Regions from separate parts of the Homo sapiens genome. Here all the other regions are linked to region 1. The links are chromatin contacts, found by Hi-C in ENCODE. All regions are on one chromosome and are shown on one strand. The core of a region is the stretch at or near the end of the contact, and the rest is flanking DNA. Distances in the headings are between cores, read along the strand shown.

Region 1 (4,422 bases), core at 1-2,500:
ATACTTGTAACAAAATTTCTCACGTACCCCATAAATTTGTACAAATAAAGTTAGTCACTTGGTTTTTTTAAAAACTTTTCGCCCAGGCGCGGTGGCTTATGCCTGTAATCCCAGCACTTTGGGAGACTGAGGGGGGCGGATCACCTGAGGCCAGGAGTTTGAAACCAGTCTGGTCAACAGGGCGAAACCCCATCTCTACTAAAAATAAAAATATTAGCAGGGCGTGGTGGTGTGAGCCTATAATCCCAGCTACTTAGGAGGCTGAGGGAGAAGAATCCCTTGAACCTAGAGGGCAGAGGTTGCAGTGAGCCAAGATCGCGCCCCTGTACTTCAGTCTGGGTGACAGAGCCGGGCTCTGTCTCAAAAATAAAAAAAAAATTCATTTCTATGCCTTCTTATGTAAGTACAGAAAGAAAAATTCCGTTTAAATGGAGATGTTCATTGGTTGAAGATGGTTAATCAAAGACATGCTGCATTCAAGTAAAAAGCAGACAAAGGCTTGAATATCGAGGAGTTGCAGAGCCAGTATGGGTAACTATTCTAAAATCCTTAAATCGCTCCTGGGCCCTCGAAGTCCTACCCGCGTAGGTCAGCCCGAACTATCAAAATCCCCACTTCCTCTGGAGGTAAGGACGTCCGCCGCGCTCTCCACGTGTCACCTTAAACTCCCACCCCAACCAGCGCAGGCGCACTTCGAAGCCTCCTAGACCAACCTAAGAGAAGTACTGAGCAAGCGCATGAGTTCCATTAACCACGCCCTCCGGAGCTGCCGGAGCAGGCGCAATTAGGAGTAGAGGGCGTGCTTGTGTGATTACAGTCCACTTTACCTTTAACAGATTTGGTTGTCTGGACTCTAGCTCAGGTTCTTTTACCCCTGTCTTGTTGGAAGTCACTTTGCCTAGAGTAGAAGTTGTTTGCGGGAAAAATTTGCTCCTCCCATTAAGTAACCACTTTGCTCTCTGAGGCGGAACGTGTCATTGAGGCAGCAAGTCCTGACAGATATGGAAAAAAAAAGGCACATTGTAGAGAATATCTACACTCCGCCAACTCAGTCACAACGCAAAAATTACACAAAAATAAAACGTTCACTTGTTACATACTATGTGTTTCATAAGACATACAAGTAGTTTTATTTTCCTATATCAATGAGAACAGCACTTCTAACTATTAACAAGGACCTATACTAAGACGCAGCGCGTGCGCGAGCCATCTGGCGCTGTAAAGCGCTTAGAGGCTGGAATAACGACCTGCCTTACGCTTTGCGGCTGTCGTCGGAGAGGCATCTGGGTTCGGACTGGGGCCGCCATGGGGAAAGTGAATGTGGCCAAGTTGCGTTACATGAGCCGAGATGACTTCAGGGTCTTGACCGCGGTAAGAAACCCGCCGTTCCTGTTCTCCCTTCCCCTTAACACTGTGTGACCTCTTCCTGTTCCTGCAAGTTTTCTGGGATCTGAGCAGGCACACTCTGGGACCCGGGACGTGGCAGAAGCTGGGAATGGAGAAGAGAGCATTCAGAAAGTCGGATTTTTAAAAAGGTTTTGTTTGGGAGCTTACCTTCCCCCAGATAGAGCAAAGGTCCCGTCTTCTAATAATTGTTTTCTTTTCTGCTGCTATTCGCTTTGCGCTGAAGAGAAACGCTTGCATCTCTGTGGCCTGGAAACTTCTCTGATCCTGAGCTTCCGACCAGCTGTGAAAGGTTTAAGCCCCCCCCCCCCCCCGAGATTTGATAATATTGACTTCCCTACTAACAGACTCAGTCGCATAGCAGTCTTTCTGATTCATTCAGTCAACACATATTTGTCGGTTTTTTAGTAGCAACATTAGGAGGTTCACTTGTTCAAACAGACAAGTGGAGAGAGAGACACAGATCATCAAGTAAACGAAAAATAGGATAATGGATAAATGCTATGAAAATGATAAAGGATAATGGCATAGAAAGTATATGTATCTGGTGGAGAGGAGGGGCACAAGTTATTGGCCTTTGGTAGACAATCAATAAATATTCACTAAATGAAAGAATGAATGGGGGAATAATAGGAGCTGTGTGAGAAAGAGACAGCCCAGTGAAGTCCTTGGAAAGAGTTGGAGGCAGAGGAAACAGCAGTAGTAAGTGCAAAGGCCTTGAGACAGAAAAGTCTTTGAAGAGAGGAAAGGCCAATGTAATGTGGCTGGAGCAAAGTGAGATGCACACTAATGGTTGGAGATGTAGCGGAAAAGGTGAGAAATTATGTACTACAGAGCCTTGGAGGTTTGGTAAAGAATGTGGGGGTAACCACTAAATGTTTTTAATCAGGGGAGTAACAAAATCTGATTTTATGGCCTCAGTCTTATGGCACAGAAATTAATATATAGATCAAGACATTTGTACATTTATTTAGGAGCCGTTATCTTTTGGTAAGGAGTGAACCCCATGATAAGGACTACCTATATTGTGTAATTATGTAATAGGATATGCGATGTGAGTCACACTGGTTCTTGCATTATGTTAAGGCTTCAAGTTTTGGATTTTTAAAATTAATCTTAAATAGCGCTTAAGTATTAAACTATCAAATGCAAAATCAGTGTGAAATTTGGAAGACAATGTTTACTTTGCCTCTCATGTAGATTCTTCTAATCAGCTGGACTTTCTCTATGAAAACCTACTATCACTTCGGAAAGATACCTTCCTTTCCTGCTTTCTCAGCACACTCATTCCTTAGTGTCTCTGACAGAAGTAGGGGTCAAAAGTAAGAGTGTTAGAGGACGGGGGAGGCAGAGACAAAGCATGGAAAATAAGTTAAATTTAAAAGTTAAGGTTTTGGTGAGACATCAAAATGATGCCAGATTTATCTTCCAAAACATTGGCGCTGCAATATTTAAATTATTTGTAAAGTTCACCAAGAAATGACTTAGTCATTAAATATGACATTCCGGTCTCAGTTGAATCTCACCAGTGTTGGTACCCTTTCTTGGGCCTCTCTTCCCTTTTACTTCTTTGGCTCCTCCTATATCAATAATCATTGTTTGACTAGCTGCCCTTAGCTTTCAATATGAACTTGCCCCAGAATTCTGCTCCCAAACATTCCTTTTCTTCCATTATCTCCTGCTCAGTGATAGCATCCACTTCACATCTTCAACTCTCACTTCTATAAAATAATTGACAATTTTTCCTTCTAATTATAACTTCATTCCTAAATATAGGCCCCTTTCCTATTTAATTTTCTCTCTTTCTTTTTTTTTTTTTTTTGAGACGGAGTCTTATTCTGTTGCCAGGCTGGAGTGCAGTGGCACAATCTCAGCTCACTGCAACCTTCACCTTCTGGGTTCAAGCGATTCTCCTGCCTCAGCCTCCCAAGTAGCTGGGACTATAGGCGCACACCACCACGCCCAGCTAATTTTTGTATTTTTAGTAGAGATGGGGTTTCACCATGTTGGCCAGAATGGTCTCGATCTCTTGACCTCGTGATCCACCCACCTTGGCCTCCCAAAGTGCTGGGATTACAGGTGTGAGCCACTGCACCTGGCCTCCAGTTTTCCTTTAAACATTTTTATTTGACTCTCAGTGCTCAAACCAAATTCAATTTTTTTCTACCCCCTTTCTCTTTTCCCAAGCTCTATAAAAAAAAAAAATAATAAAATCTTAAAACTTGCTTTTCCTCATCACTTCCAATTGTGGCTTTCCGTTCCCTTTACCCTTCCACATCTAATTGCCAAGCTCTCCCATAATACTTCCTAAAGATTTTTATTCCTTCCTTCCAGTACCACTACCACTTACCCTGTTCTGGTGGCTCTTTCCTCTGAGCTGGACTTCTGTCTTAGTTCTCCGGAGTACCCCCTCAGATTTTGCCATCTCTAAGCCAATTTGCATATTCCTGGTACATTAATGTCCTTAAAATAACCCTGTTCGTGTGTCTCCCACGCCTAAACATCTTCAAGAGCTTCCTGCTCTCATCAGGATAAAATATAAAAGTATTTGGTCTACATTTTAATGCCTTCTCTATCCTAGAAGTATCTTCCAGCCGCGTTTGCATGAATTCTATATGCTATCCCATCTGAGCTGCTACTGTACTCAGCTATTCTCTGTGGTCAGTACTTTCTTGCATATGTGCCATTTTCAAATCTTTTTCTTTCACTAATATCCCCTTGTCTGTTTTCTCTGTATGCCCACATCTTTTAAAAGTCAGTCTCTAGTTTTGCATCTTCCTTGGAACTGATCCCTCAGCTAGAAGTATTCTTATTCTGCCCTGAGCTACCTTTTTAAGCACTTATCACTTCTTAACTTCTAATAAACTTAGATGTATACCATTTTTTAAAATTTCCATCATGAGATAAAAATTTCTCAGAGGTAAAAAGCACATATATATATATATATATACATATATATATATATACATATACACATGCAGAAGAGCATGTAGGATAGAGATATATATATATGTGCTT
Region 2 (4,422 bases), core at 1,238-3,737, 3.4 Mb before region 1:
CCCCCAAATTATCATTATACTTATCATTTTTATGTATAAGAGATACAACATTCAAGGGGCCATGCATTTTTATAGGAACTATGTACAGACAGCAGTAAATAACAGTTATATAGTGAGGAAAATAATTTGTTTCAATATTCTTTTAATCTTTCTTTATATTAAGAAGAAAGTCTCAGTTTGGTGGTAATATGCTTTTAACACTTAGAGTGTGAGTGCAGATTTGCTAGCCTTTGTGAACCAACAATATCTAGCTCAAATAATATTTCTTACAGCTGTGGTTCTCAAATATTGCTTACGCCTGCTGTTTTGGATTTCTTTACATTCTTAAAATTGTTCAGGAACCCAAAATAACTTATATTTATGTGAATTACACATATCAACTTTACCATATTAATTAAACTTGAGAAAACCTATACTTATCAACTGATTTAAAATAATAGTAAACACATTACAAGTTAACATAACTTTTATGAAAAACAACTATATTTTCAAAAAAGAAAAAAACGTAAAAAGAATGACATTTAGATTCTTATTTCCAATTCCCTTTAATATCTGGCTTAAGGTGATAGGAGTAGATAAAAAATAGAAACAAAAAATAGGAAATGGATAGATTTTTATATTTACTTCTGCATTAAATCCTTTGCAATGTGTTGTTTGGTTGAAGCATACAAAGTAATTCCATCTTCGCACAGATATAAACTTGGAATGGAAAGAAACATTTTAATAGCCTTTTTATATATGAGTGGTTATTCCTTTATGATACTACTACACCAAAACTTGACAAGCAGTTTCTTAAAGATTAGTTGCAATGTGGAATCTGAAACAATATCAATGAACTACTTGTACCCTATAAGCCTGTAACAGAATGTATTATTTTGAAAATAGTTTTAATACTGTAGATGCCCTGAAGAGGTCTAAGTGAAACTCCCACCTGTGTGGTTCCCTGGCCCACATGTCAAGAACCACTGGCTTACACTATTTTTTAACTAGCCAAGTGATGTTGGTTTTCCATTCATGATAATAACGACTTGTTTAAAAGGAAACTTTTGCTTTAAATAATCAGTTTAAAGAAATATGTTAAATTACAATACAGAGGGTATTTATGGGAAAAACGTGAATTTTGAAAACAATAAACAAACATAAGCTGCAAACCTACCCTCTACACTTATTTTATAATGAAATAAACTGCTAGACAGCTTTCCCTCACCTTATCTCTTTGCTGGCTTCTCCTAATGGTGAGGTCTTGGCTCTGTATGTCAACTCTTCAGGAAGGTGATTCTCTGCCACTTAGGTGGCAGATTAAAGGGCAATACTAGGAAACACTGATAGTAAGGAAGAACTTTTCTTCTCCTGAATTTTATAAAAATAAAATATCCATAAGGCACCTCTATATTACTATTAATCCACTCAAATATATATTGATTTCCTATTAAGTGGCAGCATTGTACAAATAATTTGTAAGACTCACAAACCTACTAAATAGATATCCTGTCTTTAAAGAGTTTGCATTCTGATTGGCAAAATTTTGACCAGTTAGGTATACAAAAATTTAGACTAGAAAGGTAGAAGTATTACAAGACAGAGTAGTCAAAATTCTAGGGAATAAAGATTATCCTCACTTCAGAGAAAGGGTGCCCTTTGAGGCTGACGTGGGTTGTAGGTCAGATGAAGAGATTTGGAGGTAGGGCACTCATTTATAAACAAAAGGCAGCAATTAGTTATAGGTTTAAATTGCTCCAAAGGTAACAGGCCTTTAAGAAAGTCAATATCATATTCTTAAGCAGGAGTCCCTGATGCTGGGGAAGGGGGAAAGGGTCACAGAAGTCAGCCTTGCTGGAGATCACCGGCCTGCGTATCTCAGGCCCACGGGGGTGCCCCACCGAGGCTTTGCCTCACCTGACCGTCCTGACCACGAAGTACACCAGCACCGCGCCGCTCACCACCATCAACACGGTCAGGGCCCGCTGGGTCATGGGCTTGTCGCCAGGGTTGGGGCTCACAGCAAGGCCGCCACCCACCGAGCCTTCCCCGGCCTTCCCTCCGTGATCGTCCGTCTCAAGCCCGGCCACAGGGTTGCTGCCATTGCCTCCCTCGGAGCCCCGCGGCCCCGCAGCTTCAGCCAGACCACGGCCCGGCTGCTGGGCAGGGGTAGGGCCCGGTGGCAGCGGCGGTAATGTCCGTGGTCTAGGGTCAGGAGGCCCAAGACCTGGCGCGGCCTCGGCTGCCTGCAGCAGGACTGCCAGGGGCCCGCTTAGTTCAGGCAGCAACAGCAGGAGGAGGACGGAAGCCAAGAGGTGGCTGAGACAGCAGCAGCACTGCGAGGCCTTCATCGTTCCCGGACCGCTCTCTCACCACCCGGGAGCCGCCAGGCCCGCCACGCTGGCTCCAAGAGGGACCATAGGCGCGGTGGAGAATGAAGCAGAGGTGACCAAACGCCAGGGAGAGGCCCGGTCGTGGCAGGTGGCAGAAGCTACAGCAGTGGCAGCTGCCCGGAGAACCGGAAGTTCGTACATCTCAGCGGCCACTGCTGCTAAGGACGCCTTCGGTTGCTAACTTGTAGGGGCGGATGCACTTGGTGACGTCAGAGGCCTAGCGCCCAGTGCGCACGCGCACTTGTGTAAAAAGCGAGGACGTGACCGTTTTGGAAGCATTGTTCTTTTCACTGTTAGTGAGGAGCGGTCAAGGATGCGTATTAAGAAAGTAAGTAGACAAAAAGAGATTGTGTAAAATGTACAGCAACTCTCTCATGCAGGAACCCTGAGAGATTGGAAACTCATAATCTGAATTCATTGGTGTCAAACTGCAATAACACATTTAATCTGTAAGCCAGAAGGGCTTAGTTTTCCTTAGCTTCATTACAAGCTTTAAGCAGGCTTTTTTTCCTGCCTATGGGTCCCTGACCTCCCTTTCTAAAGAGCATTTGCTTGTAATGAGTTCATGTCCTTTGTAGGCACATGGATGAAGCTGGAAACCATCATTCTGAGCAAACTATTAGAAGGACAGAAAACCAAACACTGCATGTTCTCACTCATAGGTGGGAATTGAACAATGAGAACACTTGGACACGGGATGGGGAACATCACACACCGGGGCCTGTCGTGGGGTAGGGGGGAGGGATAGCATTAGGGGATATACCTAATGTAAATGACGAGTTAATGGGTGCAGCACAGCAACATGGCACATGTATACATATGTAACAAACCTGCACGTTGTGCACATATACCCTAGAACTTAAAGTATATTAAAAAAAATTACTTTAGAAAACTTTACCATTGTAAGTTATTTCTCTTCCCTTTTCAGATGTAAATATTTTTTAAAGCTTCTGGCCAGTTATATAATTGAAAACTATCTCAAGGGTATGGAAAGCCATCATGCCTTTGAAATATAATCAGCAAGGAAGGTAGTGGGCCATCTCTTATTTTGTGTGAGAGGAAAGGAACCTAACTGTTGTAGGCTTCTCGCTTCAAGTTGTAAAACCACCTCCTGTCATGGAGGAGAAAATTTACTTTTCCTTTGGGTAAAGTCAATCAGCAAACTCAGGTGGCCGGTGATCTTCCCAAAATAGCTCTTAATAACTCTCCACTCCTTTTTTTCTTTTAGAGGAGTTGAGATTAGAAGAGTTTTATCCCCTTTCCCAACAGCAGTAGTCTTCAATAATGTCTTCCTTGCCTGTTTGACTTCAGTAATATGGAACTTCAATTTGTGCAGATAACTAGAAGTGGCCGCATGATGTACCTCTCACCAATGAGATGCCTGTCAAGGGTATACGTGGGTCTTTTGAGTAAGTTATTGTTTTCATTGCTAAAAGAGAGACAGATACAGGTAGATATATACAGAGAGAGAGCCAGAAACACACACACATGCATACACACACCTACCTCTCTCATTATTCCTTTCCCCCTTTCACTTGCCTGCCCTCTCTGCACAGAAAGTTCTGGCCCTAACCTTGAAAAGAATATGACCCAGCTAGTCCTCTGATCCTAGTAGACTGTGGGATATCTGGCGTAAACTATGACTAAACCTATAGCCTGGCACCAAATGCAGCCAAGGTTAGCTTAAGTTAGTCAACCCCAGCTTGACCAAAGAAGTGAAAAATAAATGCTTATTTGCTGTATGCCACTGATATTTCTATGGTTATTGATTATGCCACATTATTCTAGCAATAGTTGATTAAGAAGCTAGAATCAAATCATGGTATTAATTAGGAGAATATAATAATGTGGCAGTAACCTGATACAAATTTCTCATTCTGAGATTTTTTCCCCTTATTTATGTATTTTTTTTTTATATCCTGTGCTTGGTACAACTTGTTTGCAAGCCAATTGATAACAAGTAAATGAACAAGTATATTAAAATTAAGAGAAAAATTCATAAACAACTAATTTTACTTAGTTTGAAAGATTGTATTTCACATAGATATTT
Region 3 (4,422 bases), core at 627-3,126, 3.1 Mb after region 1:
TCCAAAATTTACTGGCTTAAAGTAACAAGAATCATTTTCATTATCTCTAATTGTTTCTGTGGGTCAGGAATTCAGAACTGGGCACAGTGGGGATGGCTCGTCTCTGCTTTATGAAATTTTGGACCCCAGCTGACTCAATGACAGGAACAATCTGAAGGCTCATTCATTCCCATGTAAGTCCAGCTGGAATTGCAGGCTGAAGCACCCATATGTTTGTTCAATAGTTTACTACTGAACAAAGTACATTCCCCTAACCCTTGAGTGGGCCTCTATCCTGGAAATATTGAAAGGTCATGTCACTCATCTTTTGACCAATCTCCATATTTTATGTAAACATTGGTATATTCTCTTAATGGAATGTTACTTTTTTATTCAATTTTCACTAGTTTTCTCACTTACGTTCTATTTCTATTTCAGGATCCAACATTAAAGTTGGTCTCTTTAGGCTCCTCTTGGCTCAGACAGTTTCTCAGACTTTCCTTGTTTTTCATGACTTTAACTGTTTGGAGTAGTACTGGTCAGGTATTTTGTCTGATGTTTTTCTCATGGTTAAACTGGGATTATACATTTTTGGGAGCCTTATCTTTTTAATATAATCTGTCACTGTTGCAAAAGTCCACCAAAATAAAAATGTTTCCCTCCTCTGTTCAACAATCCTTCAGCTTCCCCAATTGTCTGCAGCAGAAAATCAAATTACTCAGCATGACATAGAAAGCTTTTCAGAATCTGGCTGTTGCCTTCCTCTTCAGTATAAAGTGTCACTCTACAAACCATTTGAGTTCTTTCCGGAAATGAAGCCCTAACAGTCTTGCAATGCCCGAGATTCATTCAGGTACTCAGTTCTGGCTAACTCCAGTGGATTCTCTCACCTTTTACTGCTCCTTATCTCCCGCCACTTACTTACACCACTTTCTTCTTGTCCTATACACTTTTCTAGATTTCCCCAATCTATTATTTACCACTGTGATCATTCAGTCATTCAATAAGTATTTATTGTCTACTTTGTGGACAGGCACTGTTGTATGGTTGAGGATACATTAAAAAGACAAGATTATGTCACTACCATCAGTGAGTTTACATTTTAGGGGGCAGGGTACATTTGCAAAGTACAAACAGTGTGGAAGTGAAGTATACCTTAGAGAGTCTGAGATCTCCTCTCTGAAGAACATAACTGTTGGTTTACTTGTCAGCCACCAGACTTTCCTTCTCTTTAGCTGCCTCAGAGGAGAGGGTATCTAACTCAGCTTTGTTACCCCAGCGTCTAGTTTAGCCTAATTCATTAAATTAACAGTTTTGGACTAAATAAATGCTCTGAGAGTACTATCTAAAAATTAAAAATCAGTTGCTTCCATCCCTTTCCCCAGATTTATCCTTGAAATACCTTTCAAACCTGTTTCTGGAAAAAACATTAATATCCGTAAGATTCCCATTTGAGTCAAGTATGATAACGAGAAAACTTTTGTCATTAGGATGCTAATATTAACTTCCTATTTTACATGTCCTAATTCAAAGGTAAATTTAATCTTCCGAATCTAGACCTCCCGGTTTTTCTGGAGTTGAATGGACAGGGTAAAGTCTGACACACTCTGAGTAGCGGAGTGGGGAACTGGCTGTAAGGACATCCTTAGAATAGTTAAAATTCCGCTGGGAAAACGAGGCTTTAGAGTGGCCTCGTCCTCTACGGCTACCCAGGCAGCCTTCACAAGGAAGGGCGACCAGAGTCCGCCAGTGCATAAGAGAACTACACTTAATTCACGCGGGCCTCTTTCTCCAGTCCACCTAATACCACAGGAACCTACCCAGGGCCCGCGCCCCGCCCGTTTCCGGGTTGTCGCCGCCGCTGCCGTCAAGTGCGTAATGACGTATCAATCTCCTGAAGACCCCGGAAGTGCAACTCGAACTTGGTCGGGGCGCGGATCCCGAGAGGGAAAGTCATAACAACCGCACGAGGGAGTTCGACTGGCGAACTGGAAGGCCACGCCTCCTCCCGCCTGCCCCCTCAGCCCTGTGGCTGGGGGCAGAGCTCAGGTAGGACTGCCGTTTGCGGGGATGTGAGCTCCGGGGGCAGGCCCGGGTCGAAATCAGGAGGGGGCTGGCCTGGGTCGGTCTCAGGCGGTGGTCGCTGGCCCTGGGGACCGAGGCTGTCTGGAACCACGCTGCATTCCCTGCGGACACCTCTGACTTGTGTCTGGGCCTCCGCTGATGGGCAGGTCCCATGTTCCATTTCCACTCTCTAGGCGGGAGCGACGTGTGTGTTCCCTGGATGACTTTCCTTATGTCGGGGCGTACGGGATTCTGGGAGTCCCTGGAGACAGAGTAATGGGCCCTCCTCCGCTTTCTTGCGAGTGGAGGTATTGTGGTTGTTGTATTAATTTTTTTTTCTACAAAAAGTATTATTAACTGCCAGCGCTTTACCAGAAGTCATTCACTGCAGAGGGATTAAAGTGCAGTTATAAAATGCTCTCAAAACTTGTAACATGCATGGGCGCGGGTGGGACGTTTCTCTGGGATGCAGTATGAATTAAGTGTTGAATACTTTTGACTTTGAAATAAAGTAAGTATGTTTTGGAAGCAGTCTTCTCTTTCCCTCATCCAGGTGTTTAACATATTCTTATAGTGCTCCAGGGTCTATATCTGTTGGGCCAAGAAACTCGTTGTGTTTGGATATACTGTATTTAATGACATGCAATGTTGTTGCATTTGTCCATTTCTCCCAAATCCTCAAAAAAGCTGTAGAGGGAAAAATTCTCTGGTTTTTATCTACAAGTGCATTGTATATTTATCAAAATATCAGTGCGATTTTTTAATGTAGTACATGACATCGTTTGCATTAACGCATGCCATATACTGCATAACAAATATCTCATTGATAAGGTGTATTCTTTATCCTACAATGCGAGGGACGGTTACACTGTATACATTTAGCGAATGTAGAAACTGAGTAAGAGAGTATTTTTGGATCTGCTTCGTTAAGGCCTCAGTGACAGTGCTGGTACCAGGCTTCTTTCAGAATTTTCAACTAGGCCTTACTTCCACTTAACCAGTGAATCCTACGCTGAAAAGTTAAGGATGCTCTGGATGCTTTCAGGCTATGGCTGCTCCATATGGTAGAATAAATAGTACCAAGGCCAAGAGGGAAATATTATCTATGAAACCATGAGCATCCACTTGTTTATCCATTTAGCAAGTATTTACTGGCAACCTTCAGTGTGCCGGATAGTGTTCAGGTGATGGGAAGACAGCAGTAAACAAAATAGAAAGTCCTTTTGCTCCTGGAACTTACATTCTAGTGGATGGAGACGTATAATTAACAAGTAAATATATAACAAGTAGTGATTAAGAGGTATAGAGAAAGGCAGGGCGCGGTGGCTCACGCCTGTAATCCTAGCATTTTGGGAGGCCGAGGCGGACGGATTGCCTGATCCCTGGAGTTTGAGACCAGCCTGGGCAACACGGTGAACCCCGTCTCTACTAAAATACAAAAAAATTAGCTGGGTGTGGTGGCGTGCGCCTGTATTCCCAGCTACTCTGGAGGCTGAGGCAGGAGAATTGCTTGAACCGGGAAGGCGGAGGTTGCAGTGAGCCGACATCATGCCACTGCACTCCAGCCTGGGTGACAGATCGAGACTCCGTCTCCAGAAAAAAAAAAAAAAAAAAAAAGAGGTATAGAGAAAAATAAATTAAGGGGAGAGAGAATGATAGAGGATGCTATTTTAGATAGGGTGGTAAGCTCACCCTCTCTGATAAGGGAACACTTGAGTGGAGATCTGAATGAAATGAGGGAGTGAGCTCCGCAAGTATGGAGGAATGAGTTGGCCTAGTACAAAGGCACTGAGACAGGAGCGTGTTTGATATATTTGGAATAGCAAGGATGTAGGCATGGAGGTAGCAGTACTTAACAATCTCAAGAATGAATATTTATTCCTTGATTTGGTGGCATGAGGGATTTTATTTATTTACAGTTTATTTTTTTCAGCTTTCCCAGACAAACCTCTGAGGAGAATCTGGTGTCTGTAGATATGTAGAGATGTTTCTGTGCTCTTCATTGAGCTCTAACAAAAGTAAGCACTATTTACTCAGTTGTATACAACTTGTACTGTCTCTGTTTTTAGAGTCAGATTGGGTTTGCACAGTAGTCATTGGTAACTAAGTATGGAGTATGTCCCTGTACTATGCCAACTTTATTTTTCACTCAGAAGTTTTTCATCATCCCCAACTGAAACTTCATACCTATTAAACACTCACACCTCGTTTTCTGTTACCTTCAGCCCCTGACAACTGCCAATTTACTTTCTGCCTCTATGAATTTGACTACTCTAGGTACCTCATATAAGTGGAATCATGCACTATTTGACCTTTTGTGACTGGCTTATTTCACTTAGTATAATGTCTCCAACGTTCGTCCATGTTGTAGCGTGTGTC

What was found. A loop is a pair of places that touch in the nucleus more often than their neighbours do. Pooled maps may share reads with other maps.
Region 2: a map of B cell shows a loop between it and region 1 (13-fold over the local background). The contact joins the promoter of FAM174A here to the promoter of RIOK2 in region 1. A Hi-C loop is called at or near these places in 3 of 168 maps with a recorded cell type or tissue (B cell, CD8-positive, alpha-beta T cell and naive thymus-derived CD4-positive, alpha-beta T cell) and 13 of 50 pooled maps.
Region 3: a map of CD8-positive, alpha-beta T cell shows a loop between it and region 1 (18-fold over the local background). The contact joins the promoter of ARB2A here to the promoter of RIOK2 in region 1. A Hi-C loop is called at or near these places in 3 of 168 maps with a recorded cell type or tissue (CD4-positive, alpha-beta T cell and CD8-positive, alpha-beta T cell) and 10 of 50 pooled maps.

What each region holds. Positions count from the first base shown.
Region 1 is chr5:97,180,075-97,184,496 of GRCh38, reverse strand. RIOK2 (RIO kinase 2) reads left to right here and starts at 1,250. Exons shown (of 10, transcript NM_018343.3): 1 at 1,250-1,371. The coding sequence starts at 1,306.
Region 2 is chr5:100,533,439-100,537,860 of GRCh38, reverse strand. It overlaps FAM174A (family with sequence similarity 174 member A), which reads right to left and starts at 2,487. Exons shown (of 3, transcript NM_198507.3): 1 at 1,897-2,487. The coding sequence starts at 2,330. FAM174A-DT (FAM174A divergent transcript) reads left to right here and starts at 2,618. Exons shown (of 5, transcript NR_172939.1): 1 at 2,618-2,700; 2 at 3,709-3,781. RefSeq lists an enhancer at 2,229-2,528.
Region 3 is chr5:94,109,117-94,113,538 of GRCh38, reverse strand. It overlaps ARB2A (ARB2 cotranscriptional regulator A), which reads left to right and starts at 1,876. Exons shown (of 11, transcript NM_032042.6): 1 at 1,876-2,028. It overlaps LOC105379087 (a long non-coding RNA gene), which reads right to left and starts at 1,837. Exons shown (of 7, transcript XR_001742441.2): 1 at 1,800-1,837; 2 at 1,135-1,214.